2 separate regions of the Mus musculus genome follow, and region 2 is linked to region 1. Evidence: chromatin loops called from intact Hi-C (ENCODE). Cell type or tissue: left cerebral cortex. All regions are shown on one strand. Links, peaks and the distances in the headings refer to the core of each region. The heading gives the core; the rest is flanking DNA. Region 1 holds the start of Map2k5 (mitogen-activated protein kinase kinase 5). Region 2 holds the start of Gm25064 (a small nuclear RNA gene).

The links. Hi-C counts contacts between places; a loop is a spot of excess contacts. Peaks named below come from ENCODE experiments on the same cell type or tissue, not always from the same donor. Only the 100,000 strongest peaks of a DNase experiment are listed, where the experiment ranks them.
Region 2: it touches region 1 in a loop (2.6-fold over the local background); 2 of 42 quality-filtered maps call a loop at or near these places.

The regions. Positions count from the first base shown.
Region 1 is chr9:63,374,747-63,380,124 of GRCm38, reverse strand. Map2k5 (mitogen-activated protein kinase kinase 5) reads left to right here and starts at 2,223. Exons shown (of 22, transcript NM_011840.3): 1 at 2,223-3,002. The coding sequence starts at 2,868. In left cerebral cortex, for the core only: no CTCF peak of the experiment used is centred there; DNase peaks (open chromatin) are centred at 1,694, 2,175 and 2,877; H3K4me3 peaks cover 2,172 bases; H3K27ac peaks cover 1,752 bases.
Region 2 is chr9:63,129,248-63,134,625 of GRCm38, reverse strand. Gm25064 (a small nuclear RNA gene) reads right to left here and starts at 1,343; the gene lies at 1,237-1,343. In left cerebral cortex, for the core only: no CTCF peak of the experiment used is centred there; DNase peaks (open chromatin) are centred at 1,147, 1,658 and 2,227; H3K4me3 peaks cover 2,432 bases; H3K27ac peaks cover 1,852 bases.

The sequences.
Region 1 (5,378 bases), core at 170-5,169:
CTCCTTTTATTATTTTGTTTTTTGGGTTTTTGTTTTGTTTTGTTTTGTTTTTTTGAGACAGGATTTTTGTGTGTAGCCCTGGCTGTCCTGGAACTCTCTCTATAGACTATAGACCAGGCTAACCTCGAACTCACAGAGATTTGCCTGAGTCTGCCTCATGGTGCTGGGATTAAAGGCATTTGCCACCACAACTGGTTCATGTGTCAGTTTTCAATGATAAGCAACTTATAAGTAGGGGGGAGGAGGTATATATTTTGCCTCATAAGTTCACAGATTTTAGGCCATGATCTCTAGGCCTGTGGTTAGGCAGACTTCCACACATCAGCGAGTGTGTGGGAAAAGGCAGGAAGTAAAGGTGTTTTCTTCATGGCTGACAAGAAACAGAAGAAGGAAGAAGGGCACTGGTCCCAATAACGTCGTATAATATGCCCCCAAGAACCTATCTTACTCTCACTGACCCAACATTAGATTCTATCGTCTCCTGGCAGTGCCACTGACGGACAAGCAAGGCTTGAGCATATGGGGGACATTTCCAATCCAAACTTTAACCCCCTTTAAGTAGGAAAGAAACAAGCATAAACCTTCTACTACAATTAAAGTACTTTATGGCTACCAAACTACCTCAGTCAGAACTTGTGTGGCTACTTATGTCTACTGTTAAAAAGAAAATACTATGTGCAAAAACTTTAAGATCATAAACATATATCCCTTTAATTTGGACGGTGGTGTTTATATTACTTAACAAAGAGGTACTTTTGAATGTTAATAGTTCTGTGAAACTCTGCTCAAATAATAAAGTCTTAAGATTTCATGCTATGTAAAGGCTACAAAAAGTTGAAATGTGATTATATTTGCTCTTTAGATATTTGGGAAGCTGAGAGACTGCCATTCATATATTTAAAAAAGTGCTTCAGAATATACATGCAAATTTGGCAAATGGTGTTGGTTTTCCCTATGGTACTATGAATTTTTAAAAAGACGTTTTAACAAATCATAGGTTAATAGAAAATCTCTAGTTTTGTAGTTAATTTTCCTTAATAATAGAAATAAAGTTTAGATTAAGAAGTACATGGCAAAATAGTGAATTTTTCTTTAGCACTGAAGAGCAGTTACAAAGGGGTAGTTCCAACAGTACCTGGAGAATCGGTCTACGTGAATTCCTACCTAAGCTATTAAGGAATAATAACTAAAAGATGGTCATTTATCTCCTACAATGGCCTTTCAAATGCAACAGGAAAAAAGCCCAAGTAGAGGAAATTATGCCACAAATTTTGGTATTACATTGAAAATGATCAACATTTAATTGTTCCTCCTCTTACATTAATCACATATCTGTTTATTCCGGGGAAAGTGGACACTGGTCCCACCACCCCACGCACTATGTTTATGCATAATCAGCCCCAAAAGGTAGAGATAATAGCATAATTTAATTACAAATAAAGGGCCTACCTACACGTTGCCATTTGTAAGCAATTCTTTTGTATAGACACATAGATCAACAGGATTATGCACTTTAAAATGTGAGGTAACAAGGCATTTAAAAATAACCAAGGTTTACGGCTACTGCCCTGCTATCACTGACTGCATAAACACTGCAATTTAGCTGAAAATATATGGAACAGACGGGATATTTTTGCAACGGTTGAATAAGATATTATGATGCCAGAAATACAGCTGTCCCCAGGCAGTTAAGCGCTCTCCATTGAGTTTCTTTACTGTTGCTTTTGAGTAGGAGATTGCTTGGTACTGTAGGTCACTGGTTAGGGTAAAGGACCTCACTGAAAAATTCATGCACACTTTGCTAACGTGGGAGAAAAAATAGTGGTATTTTGGAACTGTTAATTGGAAGAAGGGGCATAAAAACATGCTTTTTTTTTTTTTTTTCTTTTTTTAATAAAAAGGTCTTGCCTGGCTCTTGCCGATTTAATGTAACAAACCCGCGGATAGTAAAAGGTATATAACTTGACAAGCTGGTGCTGCCGTCTTGTCCTTCACCGCCTTTTCTGCATGATCAAACCTTAAATTGTTTTACGGACAGCCCCCAGCCGTAGATCCGTGTCTTCCTGGGTTTTCTAGGCTCCTTTACCACTACCTGAAGAGATGGAAGTCAGCCAGTCCTAGCACGAGATCCCTGCTCCGCCCCAGCTGCCCTCTTCCAACATGGCGCCCCAGGAGGCGGGTCCCACATGTCGGCTCCCCGGGTTCCGGCGCCATCGCGTTTTGGTTCCGGAGTAACAGCGGTCTAACGGCCGCCTTCCTCCTCCTCTCGCCGCCACCTCCGCTGCCGGGACGCGGGCCTCAGTCGGACGATCCTGCACGCGCCGCGCCCTCCGGTTCCGGCTGCGGTCCGGGACCCGCCCCTTGACCCCGCGGCCCTGGGCCCCCCTGCCTGGTTGGAGGGCAGGCGCCACCGGTGCACCTCCGAAACAGCCCCGACCCAGCCCGCGGCGCCCGGCCACCGTCCCCTTGCCCACCGAGACACTCAGGACGGCAGGACCCTGGCCACTGTACCTGCCTTAAACCAGGCCGTTGCTCCGCTGTCTCCTCTTACTCACAAGGACTACAGAATGCTTGTGGGTTCTGTTTTGTCCACTTTTGTAACTCCAGGACCTTCCGCTCTCTACTAATTCCTCTTGGCCGGTCCCCCAACAGTGCATCCTCTCCTAGGGACACTCCACACGACCTGGGCCTGGTTTTGGGCCTGCAAGCTCCCTCCTGATCGCTCCTCTTCACTTCTCCCCATCTTCTTGCTCCCTATTTATCGCCTGCCTTCTGTCTATCGTTCCCCTTGTCACTTCTTGGGGCTCCTCCTAAGTAGGGGCAGGTCGGTACCCCTCGCCCCAGGATGTGAGACCCTTTAACCTGTAATGCTGTGGCTGGCCCTTGGCCCCTTCTGTGCCATGGAGAACCAGGTGCTGGTGATTCGGATCAAGATTCCAAATAGTGGCGCGGTGGACTGGACCGTGCACTCCGGGCCGCAGTTACTCTTCAGGGATGTTCTGGTGAGTGGTGACTTTAGTGGCCAAATCCCAGCGTTGGGGATTATGGATCTGGATAGGCAGCATCTTGACCATTGGTGGCCTGAGCTGGCCTCTGGTGGGGTCAACTTACCTGTTTTAACCACAGTCTCGGTTAATTGCACTCACTGAAAACTGGTAAATGTGCAGCGCCCTGGGAAATTGATGTATCCGACTGAACCCCTGCCCTCAGGAAGCTCACAGTCTGGACTGTGACTTACACACCAGTGCAGACAACTGGGATGTAAAGAGTTTTAAAACTGTTTCTTATATTTTTCTCAAGTATTTGGAAAGGATTCCTGCCCTCATTCTAGCCCTGTCACTGCTGAGTTTCCTGAACTTGTGACCTGCTGGGAAAGGGACACCAGGGCAATCTTAGTTTACAATGGTTAAGCAAACCTTAGATGCCACTGAATGGGAGACCTAGACTTAACTATCAATATGGAAAGGATGCTGCCTGTTAGAACTACAGCACATCATTCCGTGACAAACACAGCTCAATTTCAGAGATGTTGAGTGTTCAGGGAAAATTTACATCTTAGAATCAACAGTGCATTGCCTTGGGATGCTTAGAATATATTTCACACAAAATTATGAAGGTTAATGTAGGCTGGCCCTTGAGTCCATATATAATATATACTATAAAACATTATGTATGTGTGTGTTTGTCCTGAATAGAGAGTAAAAGGACCTTCCGAGGACTTGCTCCTGAGGTTGAGAGTCAGTGCCAAAACTATAGCTTCCTTACTTAGTATATGAGTATATGTGTGTGCAGATGTGTGTGCGTGCATGTGGAGATCAGAGATCAGCCTCAGATGTGCTCAGGTGCCATCCACCTTGTTGTTTTGGGATAGGGTTGGCTGGCCAGCAAGCCCTGGGCATTCGCCTGTTTCAGCATTCCCAATGTTAAGATTACAAGCACTCATGCCACCAAGCCTGGGCCACCTGTCAAGCACCCACTTCCTAGGTTTTTTGTTTATTTGTTTGTTTTTGTTTATTTTTTATTTTTATTTTTTAACATGGGTCTAGAGATTAGTCTCAGGCCCTCATGTTTGCATAGGAAACACTTTGCCAGCTGAGCCATCTCCCTGGCCCCCAAATTTACTTTTGTTTCCTGTAGTGTCCCCATATACTTCAGTCCACGTGCATCTTTCTAGTCAGTTGACATTAACAGGGTGACATATATGTATGTCCACAGTAACTCAGCAGGAGAATTTGGTGTACGGGGAAGAATGTTTTAACAGGCAGATGTGCCGTCTGACTTACAGGGACTATAAGAGAACACTGAGTGGTGTCATTTACTGCCTTGGGTTGATAAAAAATGAAATGGTGGTATCTATAATTTCATTTTGAAAGCTAGATGCTCGTACCACCAAGGCCATGCTTGGGTCTAAGCCAAGCATGTGGCACCTTAGGTGAGCTAGCAGCCTCCAGTCTTTGACCCCGAATGGCATCCCTTCTCTGCAGCTGGTGCTCTTCACAATATGCACAGTGCTAGTCTCCTTTCCTCATAAGGCCCCACAGTCCTCCTTGCTGTCCTCAGGCTCATCTTGATTATCCTGGCACCTATGTCCTCTCTTGCCACATCTTCTTGAGCATCCTGTGTCCCAGGTGTACAGAGCTACTGTCAGTACTCCCAGGTACCCAGGCTGTGCCTCCACTTTGCCTTCTTTGTCTGGCTCTCACCCACCCTTCCCTGCCATGCCTCACTCTCCCTGTGTCAGTGTTTGCCAGGTGGCTGCCATGGTAGTCCTATGTCCATCCCTGTGGCAAAGCATGCATTCAGGATGATGTGCTTGTCTATTCTAGAATGTAAACATCTGGAGGAGAGAAAGAGCTCTGTTTCTGTTGCGTCATAGCATCTGAGACTTGAGGAGGGGCCAATGGGTGCTTGCTGTGTGAGCCTGAACTTGGGTACAGTCCGTGGAACCTATGGTAGAACCAACTCCTGAATGCTGTCTTCTGATTTCCACACACATGGCCATGGCATGTATGCATCCGTGTTTACTGTTTATACACCTGCATATATAATAAGTGAAAAAAAAAGAAAAGAATGTATATCTTAAGGACCAGCTGTGTGCAATTTTAAGCTGTGCAGATCACTGGCTTCTTTTTTGGAGCCATGTTGGTGTCTGCCATGTTGCTCAGTCTGCTCTCAAGTTAGCTATTTTAAGAGGGAACCCTGGGACTGCTCTCCTCCTGCCTTTGCTTCCTAAAGCTGGGTGAGCACCGAGTTCTCAGTCCGGCAGTTGGAACTTCACGGCCAGGTGTGCCACTACCTCGGCCAGTTACTGTATGCCTGAGCCTCAGTTTCCTTATTTCTAGTCAGGGACACCTGCACCACGTCGTGTGAAGATTAAA
Region 2 (5,378 bases), core at 132-5,131, 250 kb after region 1:
TTTGAGCAAGTTAGAGTAGAGCCAGAAAAGACAATCAGGGCTTTAGATTTTTTTTTTTTTCCTAGCCCTAAGGATTGCATACCCCAACAGAATGCCAGGTCCTGTCCTTAAGATTCAGGGGGTTTCTACTGAGTTCCTATACCACTCCATTCCAACATAAGCGATCCTGCCAGTCCTTCCTGTCGGAGGATGAAGCACCACACTAGTATCCGTAGTGACTTTGATTGACAGCACTCTGGGAGATAATTTAAAACTGTTTATCCAAATGGGACATCTGATTGAAACAGAACTGTTGATACGATTCTAGGCCAGTCTATGCTTTAAAGGAAGGCGGAAAGCCGAGGCGCAAGGAGTCCCACAGATCTTGATTCAGCCACTGTAATCAGGAAGGGGTCATGTCACCTCCACAGACTAAAACAGAAATATATACAGAGTGGTACGCTGCTCTACAGCCAGCGGCGGCATGTGGGGTTCACCTAGTCCACCCTGGTCTTCAGGGCTGATCACAGGTGTCACTGGGGCGAGCCCGGGAACCGCAGGCGTCCCAGGGGCTGCAGAGCCCACGCGCGGGCTCAGGAACCAGGGAAGCACATACCCCATTTTTCTTTGAGGAAGAAATTGGTATGTCAGAAAGCACTGAGTAAATCAGCACAGGAAATTTGAACTTAAGGAGGGTGGTCGTTTCTTCTTCATCTTGATGGTTAAGATTTAAGCATTATTTATGCACTAGTTATTTGGCAATAACTAGTAAATATTGTGCAACCAGGAAATTTTGCTTCCATAGCCAGTGTCTCTTCAAAGGTATCAGACCTAGTTTTAAAGGCTTGCTAGTCTCGCCCAGGTGACTCTACGGCTTTAGCAAAACCATTCCTTAGGGCTAAGGTGAAGAAATAGGTTATTGAGGAGGGGAGAGATGAGCTGGAGCCAGGTGTGGTAGTGCACGCCTGTAATCCCAGCAATGGGGACGTGGAGGCAGGAAGAGCTTAAGTTTGAGGTTATCCTAGACTGTATAGCAAACTCGGGGTCATGGTGGAACCTGTGAGACCTATCTCAAAAATTAAAATAAGTCACAAACTGCAACTGAAGCCCATGGATAAGGCGCATTGCAAAGTGATGGGTCTGCTTATGTCACGCCTCACATTCCTTCCTTGAGTACAATGGTTCGATTTAGTCAAGCAAAAGGTAAAACCGTTGGGGCTGTTTTGGACTTCATGAGGGAAAAAAAAATTAAGTAGGAAAAATATGGAACGCTTCACGAATTTGCGTGTCATCCTTGCGCAGGGGCCATGCTAATCTTCTCTGTATCGTTCCAATTTTAGTATATGTGCTGCCGAAGCGAGCACGAACAGCCCATTTTCTCAGGAAGTATATAAGGACAAAATTTTAAGTTCCTTTTAGATTATGGTGAGAAGTTTCTATATTGTTTTCAAAATCAATGACTCCCCAAAGTAGTACCTTCTAGGTTTTATGTTATATGTTCGAAATTTTTTTATTTAGACTCAGAGTAAGTTCATTTATATTCGAAAACTCTTTTTACATTGTATATGCAAATGAGGGGACGATGGGAAACAGACTTGTTCGGGACTGAGCTGTGCGCAGCCCTGAAGTCACAGTCCGCCACGTGATGCGCGCTGTGCACGCGCCCGACCGCACCGGGATCGCGCCCAGCCGCGCAGGGCCCCGCTGTATCCTAGGGACCAGGCGACGAGCATAGGGCGTAGGTTGCAAGCGGCTCATCTAGCCAGCCCGGCTTCTGAGGCTCTCCACCCACGAATCGGTCGCCGAAGCGGCCTGCTCTAGGTGTATGGGGTGTGAGGGCAATCTTGGCCTTAGTTTCCCCGACTTGTTGGAAACAGCGCCCTACCGTTGCTGGCAGTGGTTGCGGGGGAGTGGGGAGAGGCCACTCTCGCTGCTACTGCGTTTACTAAGGGCCAGGCACTTTAAAGTCCCCGCACCTCGCAGGTTAGGAAACTGAGGCTCTGGCAGGTTAAGCCAAGTGGGCCTGCGCGCCCTGAAAAGAAAGTGAGATTTGGGTGCAAACCTGGTTCAGAGGCCGGTCTCTTCTCCTGCGCAGTAGGACTCCGAAGAAAGAGTCTAACCTTTGCGGGTTAGACTTTACCCCCAAACTCAGACTACTTTGCCTCTTGTCCTTCTTTGCTCTGACAAACCCAGAGCGCCGACTGTCGCCCCCGACTCTTTAAGAGACAGTGAGCAGGGAGCTCCGGTGTCAGCGAGGGACACGCACAAGCACACACTTACACCGCGAAATGACTGTACAGGAGGGGGTCACTGAGCGATCTTTGAATAGTGACTTGATACACAGGCAGCCCTGAGAGGACAGGGACAGAGATTCCCAGGCAAAAGCCACGCAAGTCAGTTCCAGTCACCAGAGTCGGATACCACAAGGGAGGCCACGAGCGAGGCACCAGGGGCCTGGGCGCAGTGCTCGGCCTGCACGCGGTTAGACGGCAGGACCCGTGCACAGCCTAGGCAGAGAAGCCGCTGGCCTGGCTTTTGGAGCTGAGTCCCCACCCCACCCCCTCCTACCTGTTTTCAATAAGATGGAAATCAGGTGCAAGCCGCCCAGCTTCTCACGTGACCTCTCTCTAAATACGCAGTAAGCAACTGCAAAACTCAGAATGCTAATAATGGCCTTTATTGAGTGAAAAGAGCTAATTTGGGCAATGATGTTTCCCTCGGATTTACAAAAGGGAATTGCAAATAACCAAGCCGTAATAGCATTAATGGGAGATGATGCTAAACTTCAATCAGCATCCACGTTTGTTTTTCACGGATTTAGAAGGAGAGTCTTTTCGACACAGTGGCTGCTCACACGTATCACGGTGACAGGTACAGCCGGTGGGTTCATAACTGCCTTATTGTGCAAGCCGGCAGAAAACAGACCTGGATCTTGTTCACCGTTCCTGACTATTTGAAGCCGGAGGTGGTCCGTTTGGTTCTGTTGTCTGCTTTTTTCTTGTCCAGCGGTTATGAAGCCGAGGAATCAGGGTTCTAGTTCCACTCTTTCTGGCTCCGGTCCTGTTTTAGCTTGTAAGAAGCAGGCTACAGAGCACAGTTAACTGCTAATGTCTGGTTCAGCCTTGATGTGCTGCGGTTGTATAACTTAAAGGTTTTCCTGAGAGAATATAATTAGCAAGATGTAAAAATTCCAAGGTGGCTCAGTGGGTAATCAGGCTATGTCTGATGACCTGGGTTTGATCTCTGGGACCCACATGATAGGGAGAGAGAACTGATTCACTAATAAGTTGTCCTCTGACCTCCGTATGTGTGTGCCATGGCACACACCCAACCACACACATATGCAAAATGATAGGTAACAAAATCTTGAGTCCTAATATGACTTTTGTATTCTGTTTACAAAGGTAAAATATGCTGGGCGTCCCTGAGGTGTGCAAACCTCCCACTGCAAATGGATCTGTAGCAGCCATTGTGGACCTTCCCTCAGCCCCCAAGGCCCCATGTGGATGTGGGCGCCTCGGAGTGATTTGTGCCTAGAGCAGAGGTGGGACCAAGTGCAAGGTAATTAGGTCACAGGGCACCACTCGTGAAGATTTATTTATTTATTCCTTTTATTTATATGAGTACACTGTAGCTGTCTTCAGACACACCAGAAGAGGACATCAGATCTCATTACAGAGGGTTGTGAGCCACCATGTGGTTGCTGGGAATTGAACTCAGGATCTCTAAAAGAAAGCAGCCAGTGCTCTTAACGGCTGAGCCATCTCTCTAGCCCTCACCATGTGATTTTTCACATGTAGCCTAAAGGAGGCCAAATGCATCTCTGTGTAGTGATGTAACCAAATACCTTCAGCAAAGACCAAGCAGATGGGGATATCCAGTCACAGATTTTAGCCCTCCAAAATTGTAAGCTGTATAAACCTCTTTTCTGTACAGATTCCCGACCTTGGGTGTTTCGTTATAGTATCAGAAAACAGACTAAGAGAATGGGTAAATGGAAGAGATTAAATGGATAGGGCATGCGGCTGGAGGAGAGCTCACATGATGGAACCCCTTAAGCGGAGAGAGAACCAAGGGATCATGACTTCACAGAGAGTCTCGGTCCCCCAGGGCTTAGGCCCTAGAGCAGAAGTGTGGGTGCTATTGAGGGATGGCTTTGGCCAGCTACAGTGGCAGCAGAGCTCCTATAACCTTCAGAATCATTGGCTTCTCTCCACAATACAGACCTGGGGTGACCTGAATGTAGATAGAATTCCCTGAGTGTCTTGGGCTGTAGAACCCCAAGAGACAAGGTTTGATCACTTGCTCCTGTTGAGAAGAGTTTCCCACCACCTAAGTGAGAGAATGCAGACCGGGTTTGATGATGATGATGATGATGTATTTTGAGACAGAGTCTCTCTACATAGCTCTGGCTGTTCTGGAACTCACTTTGTAGACCAGGCTGACCTCGAACTCAGAAATCGGCCTGCCTCTGCCTCCTGAGTGCTGGGATTAAAGCTGTGGGCCACCACCGCCCGGCTATAAAGCAAAATTTTTTAAAATAAACAAACAAAATAAAACTAAAGAGGAGGAGCCTGAGTCTAAGGGCGGATCTAGCTCTCTCTGCCTAAGTCAGCATATCTGTGTTGTTTTGCAAGGGCACTCCTCCAAACCTTGGCACCCTGGCCTCTGACGTCACTCATCTACCCTGCCATGCTGACAGCGGCATCCGGGTTAGCCACAGCATGAGTCCCAGCAGCCCCTCCGCTGACTGTAGATCACCCGGAAGCAAGCCATTTCCACTTTTCCAGGTGCCAAGCTACTGACTTCTCTTCTAGACTGAAGACATATTTCCTGCCTTTTGGTGTCCAAGTCTGGGGACACTGGGAACGGATAGGTAAGGGCACTGGGAACTCCAGAGAGGTCTGGGCCCTCTCCCAGGGAACAGGAGTAGCTGCCACGCCCCTTACCTGGTGATTGAGACACTTGCCCCCATCAGGAAAGACTCGAAAAACCAGAAAATGAGAGTGCCAAGATGAACCATCACACTGTGTTAATATTTTCACACCACTTAACTCTCATTAAAATGTACTTTGCTGAATTTAATATGTGATTTCAAATGACACAACATATTAAGTGCTTAATATACTAGAAATTATGAAACTATTATAGTCGATGCCATATGAAATAATTAGAGTGAATTAAACTTTAGCAGCCGAGTGAAGGAAAAGCTCTTACAATGTCTGCAAGTCACTTACGCCAATACTGTGACCCCCAAATAAATGTCCAGAAATTAGGCTCTTTAAATAAAAACTGAACTTCATGTGTACTTACATCACAAGGTCTTCTGGGCTTTGGTGACATGGAACATGGCTGCACTGGACAGAAGGTGAGAGGCCCTGAGGTCTCCTCCCAGGGAA